3 separate regions of the Homo sapiens genome follow, and regions 1 and 3 are each linked to region 2. The links are chromatin contacts, found by Hi-C or POLR2A ChIA-PET in ENCODE. All regions are on one chromosome and are shown on one strand. Each heading gives the region's core, a stretch centred on a gene start or an enhancer-like site at or near the end of the contact. The rest is flanking DNA. Distances are from core to core; before and after follow the strand shown. Region 1 has its middle 56 kb from the start of BARX1-DT. Region 2 holds the start of MIRLET7A1HG (miRlet-7a-1/let-7f-1/let-7d cluster host gene). Region 3 holds the start of BARX1 (BARX homeobox 1).

Region 1 (2,801 bases), core at 40-2,539, 150 kb before region 2:
CTTCTGTCTTCTCCTCTAAATGTGGGCACAAAGCAAGGGTGGGCAGAAATCCGTCTAGCTTTTCCATTTGAGTCCTATGCTGAGCTATCTGTTCTTAGTGTACCAGGGTTGAGGTGGTCATAGAAATTATTATAGTGTGCTTGGACTACTGTAACAAAATACCATGCACTAGGTGGCTTAAACAACAGAAATTTATTGTTTTCACAGCTCTGGAGTCTGGAAGTTGAAGATCAAGGCCCAGCTGCTTGGGTTCCTGGTAAGGGCTCTCTTCCTGGCTTGCAGTGGACACCTCACCATGTGCTGACATGGCCTTTCCTTGGTGCATGGGAGAGGGAGTGAGCAATCTCTCTCTTCCTCTTCTTTTCTTTTCTTTTTTTTTTTTTTTTTTTTTGACAGAGTCTCACTCTGTACCCCAGCCTGGAGTGCCGTGGTGCAATCTCGGCTCACTGCAACCTCCGCCTCCTGGGTTCAAGCGATTCTCCTGCCTCAGCCTCCTGAGTAGCTGGGATTACAGGCGCCCGCCACCATGCCCAGCTGATTTTTGTATTTTTAGTAGAGACGGGATTTTGCCATTTTGGCCAGGCTGGTCTCGAACTCCTGACCTCAGGTGATCCGACCACCTTGGCCTCTCAAAGTTCTGGGATTACAGGTGTGAGCCACCAGGCCCGGCCAGGAGAGGGAGTGAGCAGTCTCTCTCTTCCTCTTCTTATAAAGCCATCAATCCTGTCACATTAGGACTCCACCCTTATGACCTCATTTAATTACCTCCTAAAAGCCCCAACTCCAATACAGTCCCATAAGGGTTTAGGTCTTCACCATATGGATTGGGTAGGGAGAGGGCACAATTTAGCCCACAGGGCAAATCTGGGGGGAGATGTGAGTTCTTCTCAGTCTTTATGCCCCAACAGGCTTTCATGTTGCCAACTCAATCAGACCACTAAAATCTGTTCTCAGAGAAAAGTCCTCCCCTTCATTTTCTGTCCTGAATATACAATTTTCCCCAGGCCCCAAGCCACAGAGCCTGAAACATCAGGAAAAGTTTCTGTTCTTAGTGCTCTTATCCAACCTCTTTCATCTGACTATTTCAAAATGTCCTCACAGCCCTAATTAGGTAATGAATTAATCAACAAAGTTGCTGGTTAATTGGCTTTCATTTTTGGAAGTACTTCCAGAAATGTCAGGGGAAATGTCATTTTTCAAAGTTTAAAAATGCATTGCTCGGCCTGAAATGCTGTGCTACATGAAAAGATTTCCTGCTAGGCTAGATCAGAGTGAACCGGGGGAGGTGGAAGCGGGCAGGATGATTTCTCTGTTTCTGTGGCAGCCTGCCACAGTCTGGAGGGCACACCCTCTGCTTTCTCCTCTGATTCTGTTTCAGCAGGCTAGATGAAAAAGGGCACTGCATTTGAAGTCAGAAGACTGAGGCCACAGTCTCTGACCATAACCCAGCTCTGTCACTAATCAGTCACCCGGCCTTGGATGTCAATTCCCCCAGCCTTGCCTATAAAGTGGATGTTAATCTACCCCATCTAGCCTTTGAAAAAGAATTAAATGATTCTGTATGTCATCTATAAAATGGATACAAGTCTACCCAATCTATCCTTTTACAAGAATTAAATGATTATATATGTAAAAGAACTTTGTAAACTGCAAAATACAATTACACAGTCCTTTTCATAGTATGAGCACCTTTCTCAGGCTGGGGTAGAGAAGTTGAGGGAAGGCTTCATGGAAGAACTAATAACTAAGTTCAATCATGAAGGATGAGGAAGGGAAAGCAGGGACATTCTGGGCCAAGAGAGCAGCATGGCAACAGTGAGAGAGGGCCTGGCACATCTGACAAAGTGCCTGAAGTTTGCATAGCTAGGTTTAAAAATTAAGGGAAATGGAGTGGGAGGAAGGATGCTAGAGAGAGAGGGTGAAGCACTTTGCACACCATCCTAAGGAGTGTGGACTTTTCACAGACGTGGGAAACAATGAAAGCATTTAAAGAGGCAGTGCCATGATCAGATTTGTATTTAGAAAGCTCACTTGGTGGAGAGCAGTATAGAAGATGGATTGGAAGCAGTCTAGACTAGACAGAGAGATCACTCAGGGAGCAGGTGCAGTAACCCTGTTGAGGATCTAGGGAGGGCAACTGTAACAGAAGTGGAGAAGAAGAGTTAATTAGTTAATTAATCCAAGTGGTTCTGAGGAGTTGGAATCCATAAGACAGATAGCTGGTAAGCATGGAGACAAAGGAAAAGATCAAAATTGGCTCCCCAGTTTCCAGTTTGGGCTAACAGATAAATGGTGGTGGTTACATTCACTTGGCTAGGAGCAGTTAGGAGGAAAAAGACTAAATCAAGTTTTAGAAGGTTAAGTCTGTGGGATAAGAAGTAGAGGTGTCTAATGACTGTTAAATATAGGGTTCTGGAGCACAGGAGAGAGATCTGAAATGGATAAATATAAGATAAATATAAGACAAAATTAGGTTTTAGAATCACATTACTGACTAATAGCTAGTATGAAAGATACTCTAGATCCAGCTATTTTCAAACTCTGCATCCATTTTCCACAGAACTTTTTTAAAAGGAAGTCAAACTGGAACTCCAATATCTGAAATATATTTTAAAAGTTCTTTAGATGGTTTAAATCTTCATCTTGCATGGACCATGGTTTTAAAGCCCTCAGATTCGTAACGATCTGAGAATATTGCTGCCTAGATATACTTTTCCAGGATAGAGAAGCCTCAGTAACATGGCCAGTATCACATAACATTTAGTCAAGAATTGCCCTCCATATCCAATGTAAATTTCTTT
Region 2 (2,868 bases), core at 268-2,767:
CTAATTGAGGCTCACAGTACCTCTTAACTCTGATATCCAACAATATCCTGGTTTATTTGCTAATGCTTTCTTCCCACCTCAGCCTACTTCATCATTATTAGATATCATTTAATCCTACCCTACTGCTGTGCTAGGTACTTGGCATAGACAGGAACAAAACAGTTTCTGCCCTTGAAGAGTTCCACATCCCCTGCAGCATAACCACACTCTTCCCCTGAACTGTACTCGATCTAGCTCTGGGGCCTGCTCTCTCCTTTCTCAATATATCTTCTAACCTCAAGAAGTCCTCCCCAAATCCTACCCATGGCTTAAGCTCAAGTTTCCCCCCCTCTAGTTTCTTGTTCACTTTAGCTCACAAAATAAAGTCCCCATTAAAAACAAAACGAAACAAACTCCTTTGGCACTTATTGCATACACTAATATGAGTGCTAAAAGGGGAGCTGATACCACCACCTAAGATCATAAATGTAAACGTACAGCATGTCAAGTACTATTTCCCATAGTTCTATTACAGACAAGGACCCACTTTTTTAAAAGTGTTGCACAAAGTCACAATGAATTACAAAAAGCAGAGCTACAGCCCAGGTCTTGCGGTTCCCAGCCATAAAATCTTAAAACTGGCAGAGACCTCAAACGACACCTTAACTAGTGATTTCAGAGTCCTAGCATGTGAAAGTTGTAATGGGGATGGAGGAACTGGGCTTTGGATTAATTTTAAAACAACAAAATCAAGGATTGCTTTGAAAAACATTTGAAGACAAAAATCTTCAAAACATGGGTTGGAAAAGATAACAAAAAAAAGCTCAGGGAGGCTGAGGTGGGAGGATCTCTAGAGTCCGGATGTCGAGGCTACAGTGAGCCGTGACCCACGCCACTGCACTCCAGCCCTGGAGAAAGAGCGAGAGACCGTGTCTCGAAAAAACAAACAACAAAAAAACCCTCAGACCCCAAAACGTCAAGGAATAAAAGTAAAAGGTTGGGCGGACACAACTCCTCCATTTGACAGATGAGCAAACTGAGGCACAGAACTCCAGGAGGCCTGGCCAAGGCCTCCTGGAGGGAACAGGGTCAGTTGACGGAAAAGAGCCAGAGGCTGCACGCTGGACAGCGTTCGGACCTTCCGGGTCGCGCACGTGTAAATTGCCCCCAGGAGCCTGAGGGAGCAAAGCAGCCGCCCCGCCCCGCGGGCAGCGCGTTCAGCGGCCACGTGACACAGCCAGCCCATCACGCGCAAAGGGCAGGGCCTGGAGGACACCACCCCCGCCACTCTCTCAGCCCTCCACTAGGAAAGAAGGAGATGGTATTGGTGGGCGGGCCAGACCCGCCTCCCCCACGGTGGCCACCCCGCGCGAGGCGGGCCCAGCCGCCGCCCTCCAGTGAGGGGACGGACGAGCTCAGCTAGGCCAAGGCGAAAGAGCGACGCGCACTTCAATCAGACGGCTTCACCAATGGGCTTGCGCGCTTTCCGCGGCGCCCGCCCCTGCATCGGCCTCCCGGCGACCGCGCTGCTTTCCCTCAGGCCGCCGCGGCGGCGCCCGCCCGCGCCTCCATCCGGGTCCTGGCGCGGTGCTCTCCCGGCAGCGACGGGCGCGAGGGCCGGGGCATTCCCACGGCCGCGACGGCCCTCTCCGCGAGCGCGAGGTGGGTATGGCGGACGCGGCAGCGAGCGCGGGTCCGTCGCCATTTTATTTCGCGGAGACTCGCGGCAGCGGGTGGGCAGAATGGGAGAGCCGTGCGCCGGCCCGCGCCTGTCCGGCTAACGCGGGCTGGGACTGGTGGGGCGGCCTGCCCCCTCCAGCGGGCGGGTGGCCCCGGGGGGCCGGCGGGCTGCTAGCGGAAGTCGCGGGCGCTCGGGGCACGGGGGAGGGGTGCCGCGTGGCCGCCGCGGGGCCGGCTCCAACCCCCTCCGCTTCCCGCCCAGCTCCTCACCGACAGGGCGGGGGAGGGGGGGTCATTCTTCACATTCCTTACCCCGCCCTTCCCCCCGCTTCAATCAAACTTGGGGCGGGCGGAAGGCCCGCCTTCCGGCCGGCGCCTGTTGGCCGGCGCCGCCTCTGACTGTGGCGTGACTGGTTGTAGGCGCCGCCAGGTGCCTCTGACGTCACTTCCGCTATCAAGTTTGTGGGCCGGGGAGACCTTGGCCTTGGGGGTTGGGATGAAGGAGGGAAGGTAGGAAGTGCGAGGGGCGGGGGGACAGGGCGGGAAGGCGCGGGCGGGGAGGGCGGGAGAGTCGTGGCTGGCTGCATGCCCCTGCTCCCCGCGGCCAAGTGCAGCCTCCCTTCCTGAAGCAGCTGCTGCGGCTGGAGGTCCGCTGCGGCAGCCGTCCTTGGCGAGGGGGAGGGGAACGCGGGAGCGGGAGGAAATCGTATCCCGGGGGACGGGGCTTGGAGATTTGCGACTCGGTGTCACCGGAAACAGCGCTGGCCTTTTGAGTCGACGCTGCAAACTCTTGGAACCGAGTGCCTCTCAGAAGGCTTGCTAATAAACTTCCCGGGCGGGCTCTAGTGTGAGGAATGTGGTAACCTGTATGTCCTTGGCCAGTAATGCCCTTCGGTCTTTCAACTTTTTACAGTAGATTCTGTGTCAGAGGTAATGGTATGTATTCTTCAACTTACCGGTTTTTAAAAAATTGACTAACGAGAGGGCGGGCAGACAGGAAAAAGGCAGGGAAGACAGTGAATGTTAAAATTTTGAGGTAAATCAGGAGACTGGTTGAGTTTTGCTTTTTAACTTCATTGATAATACTGCTTTCTTGGCATACAGTTCCTAAAGTTAAAGCATCATGTGGCATTCCTTTGCATTTATTTCTGTTGGCCTGAAGTATAAGAACATTGAATGTCAAATTCCAAATTTATGTGTAGTTTAGGA
Region 3 (3,165 bases), core at 333-2,832, 210 kb before region 2:
TTTCCATTTTCTTCAGTCCTAAAATGATTGTGTGCCCGCTTCAAACGAATTAGTAGCAACAGAGCAGATGGAGACGAAAGGTAGCCGAATGGCCGAGTCCCAGCTGGACTTAGAAGGAGCGCGCTGGCCCTGCCGTCTCCAGGCTAGGGAGCACCGACTAGGAGGTGGGGGGGTGCAGGGAAGGCGACTTGAAGGGCTGGGGTCCCGGCTACAGCGTAGGAGCCTCCCTTCCCCGACAGGCCTGTCACTGAGGTGCGAGTCCTAGCCTGGCTGGAGTCGGAAAGGGCAGGGCAAGGCGCAGGTAAATGTGGGGCAGAGGACCCGTAGGGAAAAGGTGGGAGATGGGAGGCAGGCCGACCCCAATGAGAGAAGCGAGGGAGGCCGACCGGCAGACGGTTGGAAAGCGAGATAGGGAAAGACAAGACGAGGGTGGAGTGCGATGGAGACAGCACCATCAGGGCAGAGCAGGCCCCGCCAAATTAGAAGAAAGGGCAGAAGCTGAAAAGGTCTGCGCAGGCCGTTCAAGCCCTGCAGAGGCCCAGCCGACCTGAAACCAGAAGGGACAGCCAGGCAGCTGCTCACAGTCAGGCCTCTGGCCCCAAGGCAAGGCCGAAGCAGGTCCGCACTGCGGCCAAGGCCGCGTTCCTCGCCCGCTGGAGCTCCCGGGGACTCCGGGCCGGCTTGGGCCCGCGTCAGCACCCAGCCCTCGGGAGCGCAGGCCTCCTCCCCAGAGGTCCGACTTCCCTGGGTTGGGCAGCCGCGGCCACTCCCGGCCATCCCTCTGCGGCGAAGCCCAGGCGCCCGTGGCCTGAGGTCGCTTCCACCCACGAGAGTCCGTAGCCTGGCAGTGCGCCTGCACTGGGGATGCTCACTCGGGGTCCCCGGGCTGGAGGCCGAAGGGAAGCAGTGAAGGAAAGAGCGAACACCCTCCCCGGGCGGCCCGCGGGCACGAGGCCTGGTTTCTGTGAGGCCTGGAGCTTGCACCCTCCGCCTCCCGCCTGGAGGGCTCCGAGAGACGGTCCCAGAACCTGCGCTCCCAGAGCAGCTTCCCGGGGCTGCTTCGATGCCGGAGGAGGCTCGGGGCGCCCCCGCGGTTCAGCTCGCTGTCTCCCGCCAAGCCCGGCCCGCGACCCCGCGGCCGCCACACGTACCCAGGTGGCTGTGGAAGGGCCGCGCCGCCAGCAGCGCCTGCACGCCGAACTTCAGCAGCTCGCCCGCCGCGGCAGCGGCGGCTGCGGGCGCGGCGCCCTTGGGCCCGGGTGGCTCCGTGAGGATCTCCTCAATCATGAAGCTGCGATAGCGGTGCGGCCGGTGGTCCGCGCAGCCCTCGGGCGGGCCGAAGCGCGCGGCGCCCGGCTCCCCCGGCCGCTGCATCGCGGCGCCCACTGCTGCGCCCGCGGTTTGGCGGCGGCGGCGGCGACGGCTTGGCTCCGGCGCGGGGCCCGCGCGGGGCTCTAGGCCGGCCCGCAGCTCGGGGCGGCGCGCGGGCGCCGGCTCATGCCCCCTCCCCCGCCGGCCGGCCGGGCGGAGGCGCAGGGCGCGGGCGGGGCGCGCGGGGCTCGGCCGGTCGAACCCGGGACTGCGCCCCCTCCCCACGCCGCCGCGCCTCTTGCCCGGCCAGCCCCGCGTCACCGCCCCGCCCCGCCCCGCCCCGCGCCGCCGCCCCCAACCCCTAGGCTGAGCCGGAGGGAGGGACCCAGAAGGGAGGGAGGCGGAAGGGAGGCCAAAAAGGAGGGGGCCACGTGAAAGAGGCCGGCCGACCGAGACCGAGGGAGACTGAGCGGAGCGCACGCCCTGGAAGGAGAGAGCCGGAGAGTTCGGGAGGCAAGACCCCCAGAGACGAGAGTCGGAGGGATCAAACGACACAGGTGAGAGAAGGGGCAGAGGCAGACGGCGTGGGCCAAACAAGATTCCAGACAGTGATGTGAGGGCACCAGAGACGCCACCGAGATGTGCGCAGAGAGACCAAAAGAGGCGTGAGAGCCAGCGGGCTGTGACGTGACGGAGGGCACAGAGGCAGGCGGGGCAGAGGAAGGGGGCGGTAAAGAAATGGGAACAGCTAGAAAACCGGCGGCTTGATCGGCTTTTAGGTAGCCCCGGAAAGGTCGGGAGGAGGAGGGGCAAAGGCCGCGCTCCTCAGCTGGGAAGGAGGTGGTCTCAAGCAGCCTCCAGTCCCGGGCTCAACACCGCCAACCCGGCAAGGGTGAGGCAGCGTTCAGGGATGCAAGGGGCAGAGCGGTAGCGGCACCTGTGCACCCCTCCCACCTCTGCCTCAGTTTACCATGTACGGCCTCATTTCTCTCCGGGCTGCCCTGAGAGAAAAATGTTCTCCAGCCGAGATTTGCTTGAATTGGAAATTCAAGTGATCCATGGACACATCCTCCTTGACAGCCCCCAGAAGACTGTAGGCTGGTTACATCCCCCTAGTTAGAAAAGGAAAAGGATTCGAGGAGAAGGGAAGGATGCAGCTTTGCCTTTTCCCAGCTTTGGGGCATCAAGAAACTGTTACTGGGCGGAGTTGGGGCCAGGGGGCCAGTGGGTGCTCTGAGAGTGTAAAGACCAAACTCTGGTGGGACCTGGCTCCATTGCGGAGCCTCAAAAGCTCCAACATGGTGGAGGAAGTTGGCAGTACCTTCTCTAGATCTTTCTTTCCATCCTTAGAAGAGTATAAGCCCAAGCCGTGGAGTGAACAACCCCAAAGCTACCCTACGCTGAACTCCTCTCTTTGGTCCTGCCACTACTGGTGAAACCACTGACCCTTTCTGGGCCTGTTTCCTTACCTGTCCTGAGGAGATGCTGACCTTTGGCTCCAGAGAGACTGTGAGAACTCAGTGAGGGGGTCCTGCACTCCGAGGGTCCTGCACCCTGGGAGCCCTTAGGTCTGTTTGGAGAGAAAACAGTTCCTCCAGGCAAGAGGGGAGAAGTGTCCCCAGGAGGTTGGGGGAGGAGCATCTGCCCTCCTCCTTCTCAGGAATCACAGGGCCTACCTCCTAGCCCCATCCACCATTGCCAGTCAGCGCCTGATGCACTGGGGGTGTCCTGGGCCACCCGGACTTCCTCTGTGAGCTCCATGTGGGGCCTCAGTCTTTACCTCAGGTAACTAGGGCTTACCACACCTACAGCCATGCCCCCCACCCAAGTTGAAGTCCTTTCTCCAGCTCCAGC

What was found. A loop is a pair of places that touch in the nucleus more often than their neighbours do. ChIA-PET counts read pairs that join two places held with the same protein, here RNA polymerase II (POLR2A). Pooled maps may share reads with other maps.
Region 1: a map of K562 shows a loop between it and region 2 (2.9-fold over the local background). The contact joins the enhancer-like site here to the promoter of MIRLET7A1HG in region 2. A Hi-C loop is called at or near these places in 4 of 168 maps with a recorded cell type or tissue (CD14-positive monocyte, K562, MCF 10A and 1 more) and 4 of 50 pooled maps. POLR2A ChIA-PET finds 5 or more read pairs at or near these places in 5 of 52 experiments (AG04450, H1, MCF 10A and 2 more).
Region 3: a loop to region 2 is called in a pooled map, with 2.7 times the contacts of the local background. The contact joins the promoter of BARX1 here to the promoter of MIRLET7A1HG in region 2. A Hi-C loop is called at or near these places in 7 of 50 pooled maps. POLR2A ChIA-PET finds 5 or more read pairs at or near these places in 3 of 52 experiments (BJ, PC-3 and WTC11).

Annotation. Positions count from the first base shown.
Region 1 is chr9:94,010,007-94,012,807 of GRCh38, forward strand. No RefSeq gene overlaps it. Among named protein-coding and RNA genes, the nearest start is that of BARX1-DT, 56 kb to the left of the region's middle. Within about 2 kb of position 1,290, at least 3 of the 41 ENCODE cell types and tissues checked have a DNase peak (open chromatin) inside an H3K27ac peak, as active enhancers do.
Region 2 is chr9:94,164,741-94,167,608 of GRCh38, forward strand. It overlaps MIRLET7A1HG (miRlet-7a-1/let-7f-1/let-7d cluster host gene), which reads left to right and starts at 1,518. Exons shown (of 5, transcript NR_170278.1): 1 at 1,518-1,641. RefSeq lists an enhancer at 883-1,447 and silencers at 1,143-1,942, 2,173-2,242.
Region 3 is chr9:93,953,773-93,956,937 of GRCh38, forward strand. It overlaps BARX1 (BARX homeobox 1), which reads right to left and starts at 1,583. Exons shown (of 4, transcript NM_021570.4): 1 at 1,152-1,583. The coding sequence starts at 1,374. BARX1-DT (BARX1 divergent transcript) reads left to right here and starts at 2,062. Exons shown (of 2, transcript NR_144455.1): 1 at 2,062-3,096. LOC124902216 (a long non-coding RNA gene) reads left to right here and starts at 1,754. Exons shown (of 3, transcript XR_007061672.1): 1 at 1,754-1,868. RefSeq lists enhancers at 1-165, 1,577-2,108, 2,109-2,639.